Regions from separate parts of the Mus musculus genome. Here region 2 is linked to region 1. A link is a loop called in an ENCODE intact Hi-C map of the cell type or tissue named here. Cell type or tissue: heart. All regions are shown on one strand. Region 1 holds the start of Tbpl1 (TATA box binding protein-like 1). Region 2 holds the start of Slc2a12 (solute carrier family 2 (facilitated glucose transporter), member 12).

Evidence for each region. A loop is a pair of places that touch in the nucleus more often than their neighbours do. Peaks named below come from ENCODE experiments on the same cell type or tissue, not always from the same donor. Only the 100,000 strongest peaks of a DNase experiment are listed, where the experiment ranks them.
Region 2: it touches region 1 in a loop (1.8-fold over the local background); 1 of 42 quality-filtered maps calls a loop at or near these places.

What each region holds. Positions count from the first base shown.
Region 1 is chr10:22,729,577-22,733,576 of GRCm38, forward strand. Tbpl1 (TATA box binding protein-like 1) reads right to left here and starts at 1,871. Exons shown (of 7, transcript NM_011603.5): 1 at 1,540-1,871. In heart, a CTCF peak has its summit at 1,786; DNase peaks (open chromatin) are centred at 1,785 and 2,865; H3K4me3 peaks cover 2,941 bases; H3K27ac peaks cover 2,097 bases.
Region 2 is chr10:22,643,845-22,647,844 of GRCm38, forward strand. It overlaps Slc2a12 (solute carrier family 2 (facilitated glucose transporter), member 12), which reads left to right and starts at 1,167. Exons shown (of 5, transcript NM_178934.4): 1 at 1,167-1,469. The coding sequence starts at 1,355. In heart, a CTCF peak has its summit at 1,511; a DNase peak (open chromatin) is centred at 1,397; H3K4me3 peaks cover 1,280 bases; H3K27ac peaks cover 1,374 bases.

The DNA of each region.
Region 1 (4,000 bases):
GTCAACCTGGAAGTACTTCAGCTAACAACACTGGACCCCAGAGTCCCAGTTGGAAGCTTAAAATGAAACACAGGACTTTTTAAAATGTACCCTGCCTGGCTCCTCTTCACGAAACAACACAGCACTAGATCATTACAGCTCCTGGCACTCGTTTTGGGAGCACAAACTATACAAGAGGACTGGCAGTAACGGTGACATCCTTTTGCTTAGGAGAAGCAACTGAACCTGTGGTTGACATGTTGTCTATGTGATTATCAATCCTGTTTGCATCATTAATCTTCAACTGTATGAAAAGCCTTGCTCCTACTGACCATAAAAATGTTATCACCGTAGAACGTAACCTTTCCGGACCACAGACATACTTCACTTACTGATGGGAAGTTCAGTTTTGTTTTGTTTTTTGAGACACGTACTATTATACCCCTAAGCAGGCCTTGGACTCACGTTCTCCTGCCTCAGCCTCCCAGAGGCTGGGATCCCAGGCATGTGCCACCACACCCAACCTAATATGGTTTAGCAAAGTATAAAACCAGTGGTCTGTGATGCAAGGCTTTAGAACACAAACTGATGAATATTTCACGGGGCGTATCCAAACCCTAAATAATTCTTTCAATCAGACAGTGCTAAAAGTCACTTCTTGATTTGAACGGACTGCTGTTTTCTCAAACTTGGAAAGAGACTGCAAATTCTAGCCAGAAGATTGAATGCCCTCCTTATTTACATTTCCCTTTTTCAATTACCTAAGGGAATCTGTTATGGCTTCACACACAAGTCGCAATTCTAAGCCATTCTTCTTAACCACAAGTATGCCAAGCTCACACTAGTCACTGCCAGTCTCGCTCTGCAGGTGACAGATGCAGTAAAGCTCACAGATGTGGACTGGCTGCAGCTTGACACTCGGTGCAATGTACACCCTGGCAGAGCCTGCAGATGCACAGCTAGCTCAGCAAAGGGAGTGTTTTCTATTTCAGTCATTTCCCATTTTATATACTTCTAGGACCCGTCCAGACGATTATGAAGCGATTACCGCCCCCCACCTTCCCACCTCTCATCCCTGCTCAACCCTATTCACAATTCATTTCTATCTTCCCGCGTTCCAGATCCTTCTTGCCGAAGCTTAATTCGGCCACTACTATTATTATAGAGTGGGGCTCCCGGCAAGTGCCAGAAGCGAGAGGCGCCGGCGCCGCTATTTAGGGGAGCCTTCGCGCAGCTGCTCCAAGTTTTCCGAGAAGCCACCGACCCCTCGCTTAGTGTCACGGTCCCTCTTTCCCCCGGGAGCGGGCTCCAGAACCCGGTCCATCCCTGCCCGCCTTCCACCGCGAGGCAGGCGCGCCCCACCCCCACCCCGTTATCCCTACTGGGATGCCCGAGCCGCTTGGCCCGTCCTCTCCACTAGCCGGTGGCCCGCGGCGCTCCCGTGCTCGGGTCCCCGCCTCGCACAGCTTCCCCGCAGCCCAACCGGCGCGGAGACGCCCCGCGGCAGCTCCAGGCCCCGCGGGCCCCGCACCCCCATCCCCGGACCGCCGACGGGGTTACCGTGGGAAGACGGGGCGGTCGTAAAGGACACGGCGGCAGCGCTGCTGCTGGTTGCGTCGGACGCGGAGAAGAAGCTGGAGGACAAGGATGAAGATAAAACGGGTCCGCTCCCCAGTCTCCATGGAACTCCCGCCCAGGCCCGTTGCTAGGAGCCCCCCAAGGCTCGAGCTCGGTTTCTCGCTTTGTTGTTCCGGGTACAGGGCGGCCGCCGCTTCCCCCGCGACAATAAATAGACTAGACGCACGGGGGCATAGAGGCGGCACGAGGCGGCTAGAGCGCCGCCGGACCCAGGAGCTCCGGGGATCCCGGCTAGCCACTCACTTCCGGTTCTCGCTGCTCCCCTCTCCGCCCCAACCCCTAGCTCCTTCCGCCTTCCCGAAGCCGCTGGCGAAGTCCTCCTCCTGCCCGCGGGCTGGGCGAGGCGGAAGTGGCCGGAGGGCGCTGGGTACCCGGGCTGCGCTTCCCTGAGCTCGCCCGCCCGGGGTGGATTTGAAGCCCCCGGTTTATTTTCCAGCTCCTCGTTGGCGAGCAGCATGACACAAATGGGCTTTCATTTTCCTGTAAACCAGAACTGTGCCTGGCACCCAACCGCCTGTACCGACGAGCTCAGCTAGCAGCCACTGGGCCCTTAGTCGTGACCCCGGGGTGACGGGGATCCCGGCCTTACTCATCGAGGGCCCCCGGCGGCGTGGCGGGAGCAACAGGGCTAGCAGGACGCTGGCGACGCACACTCGCTGGCTTGAACGGCCGCACCGGGCGGAGTGCGCCCTCGGGATGGCTTGGGCCGTGCTGCCCGAGGAGCGAGGCTCATAACGGCCGGAGCGCAGCCGCCCGCGCGACCCAGCTCTTGCCCTTGTGGGCTCGCTCTGGCCGGTGGTGGAGGCCAGCGGGTTAAAGGTCACGTGAGCCGTTTCCTTAGGTGGCTTGGCCTCTGACTGGAGCCACTTGGCCTTTTGAGAATGACTTAGACTGTCATCACAGGGTTTAGACGTGCACACCTAGTAGGGAAGTTTAAGTATTTGAGGGATAGCCAAGGATGCCTCTTTATCTCTCCTCCCTACTCTTAAAGTGTGAAAACGCGCGCACAACACACACACACACACACACACACACACACAGCGCACTCGAACGTTTTAAAGCCCTGAAGGACAGATTTGCTTCAGTTCTCACTTTTATTTATTTATTTTTTTGAGCAATATTAAATAGGTGTACTTTGTGTGGGATAGGACGAACAAGAAGCTGGGTGAGAAAGTCATGCCTATGGTGACTGATTTTGACAGATTTAGAAGGGATGGCCCTGAGAGGAGAGGAAAAGAGGATGTTGTGGTCTGGCTACACTGGGGCTGGCTACACTGGGGCGTGGAGGTGTTAATAGGAATAGGGCATGGCGAGTATAGCTAGGAGAAAGTGACAAGATAAAGTTGGAGGGGAACGAAGACCCAAACTCATCTGCACCTTGCAGACAGGAGTTTGGATTCTCTCCCAAATGGAGAGCAACGGGGTATGGTTTAAAAAACAACAACAAAAAAAAAAAAAACAAAAAAAAAACAAAAAACAAAAAACCGATAACCAGAAAAAGCTCTATTTTTAGGGGCTACTGCCCTGTTTAGAAGGCAATTTTACAACAATGGCGACTGATTCTAAGGTCTTTGATACTTTCCTTCAGGCAGCCCAGCAGGATACCTGGAAAGTGCCCTCTACTTTGGGCTGCCTTTTGTTATAGCCAAGGAGCCTTCCTTATAGAATTGGATATAGTTGGCTTGCAAGTTCCACTTGCTGTGGTGCTGGTTTTGATTGTTAGCTGATTGGATTATTCTTTCACCCTAGATGATTAGTAAAGTGCACTTTTAAGTGTTCTCTGCGATGATAGCACCTTCAGAGACAACTGGATTGCTCTCAGTAGAGCCATTACAGTATGACAGCATTGTTACATGGAAATGAAAGGTAGGTGAGGCCCGCTGGGAAGAAGTAGGTCATGGGTGTGTCTTTAGCTGACATTGCTTGCCCTGATCCCTGCTTTCCCATTTCTTCCTGGAGGGTGATGGGAACTCTTGCTCCATGAACTACTAGCCATGATGGACTGGTACCTTAAACTAAACATCTTACTAACACTGTAGCACTGACAGCTAAAGAGGCAAGAGTTTTAGTTGACTTCACTGTAAAGTGGCCGTTCTCAACCTTCCTAATGCTGAGACCCTTTAATACAGTTCCTTATGTTGTGGTGACCCCCAACCAAAACATTATTTTCACTGCTATTGCATAACTAGTTTTGCTACTGGTATGAATCTTAATGTAAATATTTTTTCCAAAGAAGTTTGCTAAAGGGGATTAGCCCACAGATTGAGACATGCTACTATTAGTCAAGAACTGATGGACACTGACACCCTATTCATCCCAGACCAGACAGACTAGCGAGCCTCAGTGGTAAGAGTTCTGCAACTGCAAACGTAACATAGAAGCC
Region 2 (4,000 bases), 86 kb before region 1:
GTGTTTCCTGGCATCTCTTAAGGTTGAGGAGAACTAAAGAGTGTTGGACAGGGCTGGAATGTTAGAACTCCGGAGAATTACCGTCCACCCCTGACCAGCTCTGAAGAGTTCGAGAGCACTGGGTGTATTTGTTTGTTTGGTGCAGCTCTGGCACTCTGAATCCAGGACCTTGTGTGTAGTAGGCTCTACCACTGAGCCACAGCCTGCTCTACAAAGCTTAGGCAAGCTACTTTAGCTCCCATTTTCTCTAACGCGCTTTATTTGGGAAAAGAATCGCTCGAGGTCACACAACCAGCATTGATTTCTGTCTTATAAAGTACTTCATACGTTTAAGTTTTTACCCCAGTGGTTTCTAAGGTGATGTCACAGTTTTCTCAGTGGATATGATTTGCTAAGGACAGAACGGATGGTAAAATATGTCAGTCTGTCTGATTGTTTATGTAAGTACACATTCATAGACCAGTAAAACACCCCTCCCTCTGGTGCCCTGATTTGTTTCATGTTACAACAGCTCCAGTCATCTCTGAATACCGAGTGTCCTCCCGCCAGCCAAGCCAGCGAGCAACCTGACAGAAGATCCTCTGTTTGCCTCGCTTTCAGGTCAACTGTGCATTTTTAAAAGGACTATCTTGCTATAAACTCAGGCTAGAAAGTGTCTAAAGAATCCATGCGACTGGAGTTGGGAGCAGGCCTTGATCCGTACCACGGGCCTAGAGAGAAAGCTATGCTAGGCATTTACCTAGACCCAAATCCCGTTGAAACAAACAACTTTTACGCTTTGTTTAAGCTGGTGAGTGTTGTGGCTTTTAGGGCAATAGGCTTGCCCACAAAAGAAATATTAATACTTTTCCTTCTGGTATGTCTTTACATAAAATGTTCCTCTTCGGCGAGATTAACTGATACCATCTGTGAGTATTTGTTCCCTACTCTTGGCTTGCAGACTTGCATTTAAATCTGCATGCTTCTTTTTCTAAGCTGCTTTTCAAATTGCGGGAACACAAGAGCTAGCCCTAGCCGGTGGCCAAACACTGCCTTTGAGTCCCAAGTCTTTTTAACCTCTTGCTTCCAACTCGCATCTAAAGGCAAAACAATCCTGGAGACACGGCCCTCCCCTTGCCTGTGATAGGCTGCTTGGAATAGCAACAGCCTGTGTCACCGAAAAGGGCAAAGCCTTCGGAAATAGAAACAAAGTTGGTTACAAATCACACTGGCTTTGCCCGAAGGTCGCCCCCCCACTCAAACCCCTCCCACTCTTCTTTAGCATGCTGCCCATGGGGACAGTGACCACTGCTGTCAGCGCGGTAGGTCTGGGTGGTCCGGTGGCGAGCGAGAAGCTGTAAGTACTACCGTGACCATGGTACCTGTTGAAAACACAGAGGGCCCCAATCTGCTGAACCAGAAGGGGAGAGAGGCGGAGACCGAAGGCAGCTGTGGAGCCAGCGGCGGAGGGCATCCTGCCTGCGCGGGAGGTAACGTGAGACGGCCGGGCTGGCTCGGGTGACCGCTAGAGGGGACAGTCGTCCCCACGAGCCCCTTCGGACTGTGCGTGTGCGTGGGAGTGCGTGTGCGCGCGCAGCCCGGGAGCGTGTCGTATGTGTGGAAACGGGAATGCAGGGTTCAGTGCGACGCGGAGTGACCCAGAGCCCTACATGCGGGGACCGAAGTCTCCTTGGGACTTTATGTATTGAAACAGGAGCTACTGCAACGATGGGCTACATCAATTTGCTTTACGTAACGCAATGTACACATTCCTCTCTCTTGGAAAGGTGGATCAGAGCCTCAGTTGTGAGCACACACCTTTTTTGCTTATTGTCGCAAACAAACGGTGTGGAACAAGTGGACATTATGAGTTATTCCGTGCCCCTAAACTGCACCCCTGTTTGTCCCTGCTTTCTTGGAAACTTGCCTTTCAAAATGAGATTCGTTGAATACTTTAACTTACCAAAGAGAACTTTAGTAGTTTTTATGGTGTTATCTGTGCTTCACCGAGATGCTTGTCTCGGTGGATTTACAATCCTCCACCTTTTTGTTTGTCCGCTTGTTTGTTTGTTTCTTGGTGCCTCTTTCTATTCATCTCTTTTTCAAGGGACTATATACTAATTGTGGTATGACAAACCCAATACAAATGACCCTCTTCTTCCTCTGCTTAATACTTTCTCATCAGCGCCACATGCTTCAATCATACATTCCATTCCCAAGTGGAATGTTACAAATAGTCGCCAATGCTCAGCGACACAGAAGTTACTCACAGCCTTCCACCTGGGAATGGGTCTACCCAAGGATGTTTATGATTTGGGAACGGAATCCACTAAGCCTCACGCGGAAGTGAAGTGGTCCCACCCCAGAAATGCCTTGCTCCAGGCTTAGGGCCTTAGCCTGATTTTCCTTCCCTCATCTAATGGAGGATGGACACCTGGGGCCATCTTTGACCTCTCTCTTTCCCCAAAGCCTTTCGGGCTGACTTTAAATTCTGTTAAGAGCAGGCAAGAGTAGTCAGATTGAAGTTGGAAAGGCCTTATCTTCACATGCCTGAGAAAATGAGCTGCAGAAGACAGCAGAGCATTGAGGTGGTGCTGGCAAACAAAGGGTTAATTAAATGGTGCCTCTGTGTCACAGTGTCACCGAGACCAAGAAGAGTAACTGCCCAGCATGGCTTTTGCAACAACCATAAAGAGTTGACTAATTTTTACCACCTACCTGTAATGTCAGTATATAGGAGGAGGAGGCAGAAGGATTTAGGCCAACCAGGTGGACATAGTGAGCCCATCTCCTCACATGCACACACGCACATGCACACCTTTAAGGTAGCTTTGAAAGCACAGTGTACCTTCATATCTTCTATTGTACACACTTACAATTATCTTCTTGGAAGGTAATGTGTAAACATGCTCATCCATCGTGAATATTTATGCAGAAGGTAATGTGAAAGGGCCACTGCTTATCACTGCAGAAAGTGAATACCTCAAATACTTTATCAGATTTAATCCCAAATGAGTCTTCATTATGGAGAAGAAAAAAACCTGAAGTTTTCACTGGCATCTCACATGACTACAGCTCTGGGTTATGTTTATATAGTTTATATTTATATGAATGCGAACATTTTAGATGTCCTTAAATCATGTTAAGTATCTCTTGACACCTCTAAGCAGTCCTGGGCATATATGTACATGTATATAATACAGCCTTGCTATATAGTTTTAAGAAGTCATTTATGTCTCCTTCTCTAATATTGGGATTATATTTTAGTTCATTTAAATCAAGATGTTGATGCTTATTGAAACAATATTTGCCAAGCACTTTATAGCCTCTTTGTATTTCAAACTTATGTAATTTCTTTTAATCAGGAAATTCAGAGTATTTAAAATATGCTTGGTGATTTTCAGCATATTTCTGTATTTAGGGTTTTCCTATATTCCTAGGTAGAAAAAAAATCAAGAGAAAAGGGAAATAAGTTATATATCCCCAGCTGTGGTGATTGAGTAAACCATGTGAGATTCTTAAAAATGCAAACAGCAATAAGATTGGCAAAACTTTCAGCTCATCTCATCTGCACCCCAAACTCTCGCACACGGGGAAAGTGGGTTTGGCAAGTCTTCCTTGGTCAACTCCTTAATTAGGAAGGGCGCAGTGTCCCAGTAAATGGAAGACAGTGAGCATCGTTGTTTTTCCAGGAACCTATGACTCAAAGTGAATATGTTGATAGTAAAATTTTCAGAGTCTGTGGACACATTCTAACTGACCTTCTGAAGGAGGGTTATGTTCAACTCCAAATCCTGATGCTTGGACCTGATGCTCCATCGAGGTGAAGGCAGAGGCTACAAAGCTACCCCATCTTTCACAGGGTGAAGGGGGCTTGGAGTCGGAGGGTGGGGTAGCTGTCAGAGGCTGGCGTGGAACTAACTTTGGAGGTTCCTGGGCTAGGCGCTCTGAGGCCTGCTCCTTCATCCTCAGCTCCCACGCTTTCCTCATTCTGACATCCAAACTCCTGCCCAGAGAGAGT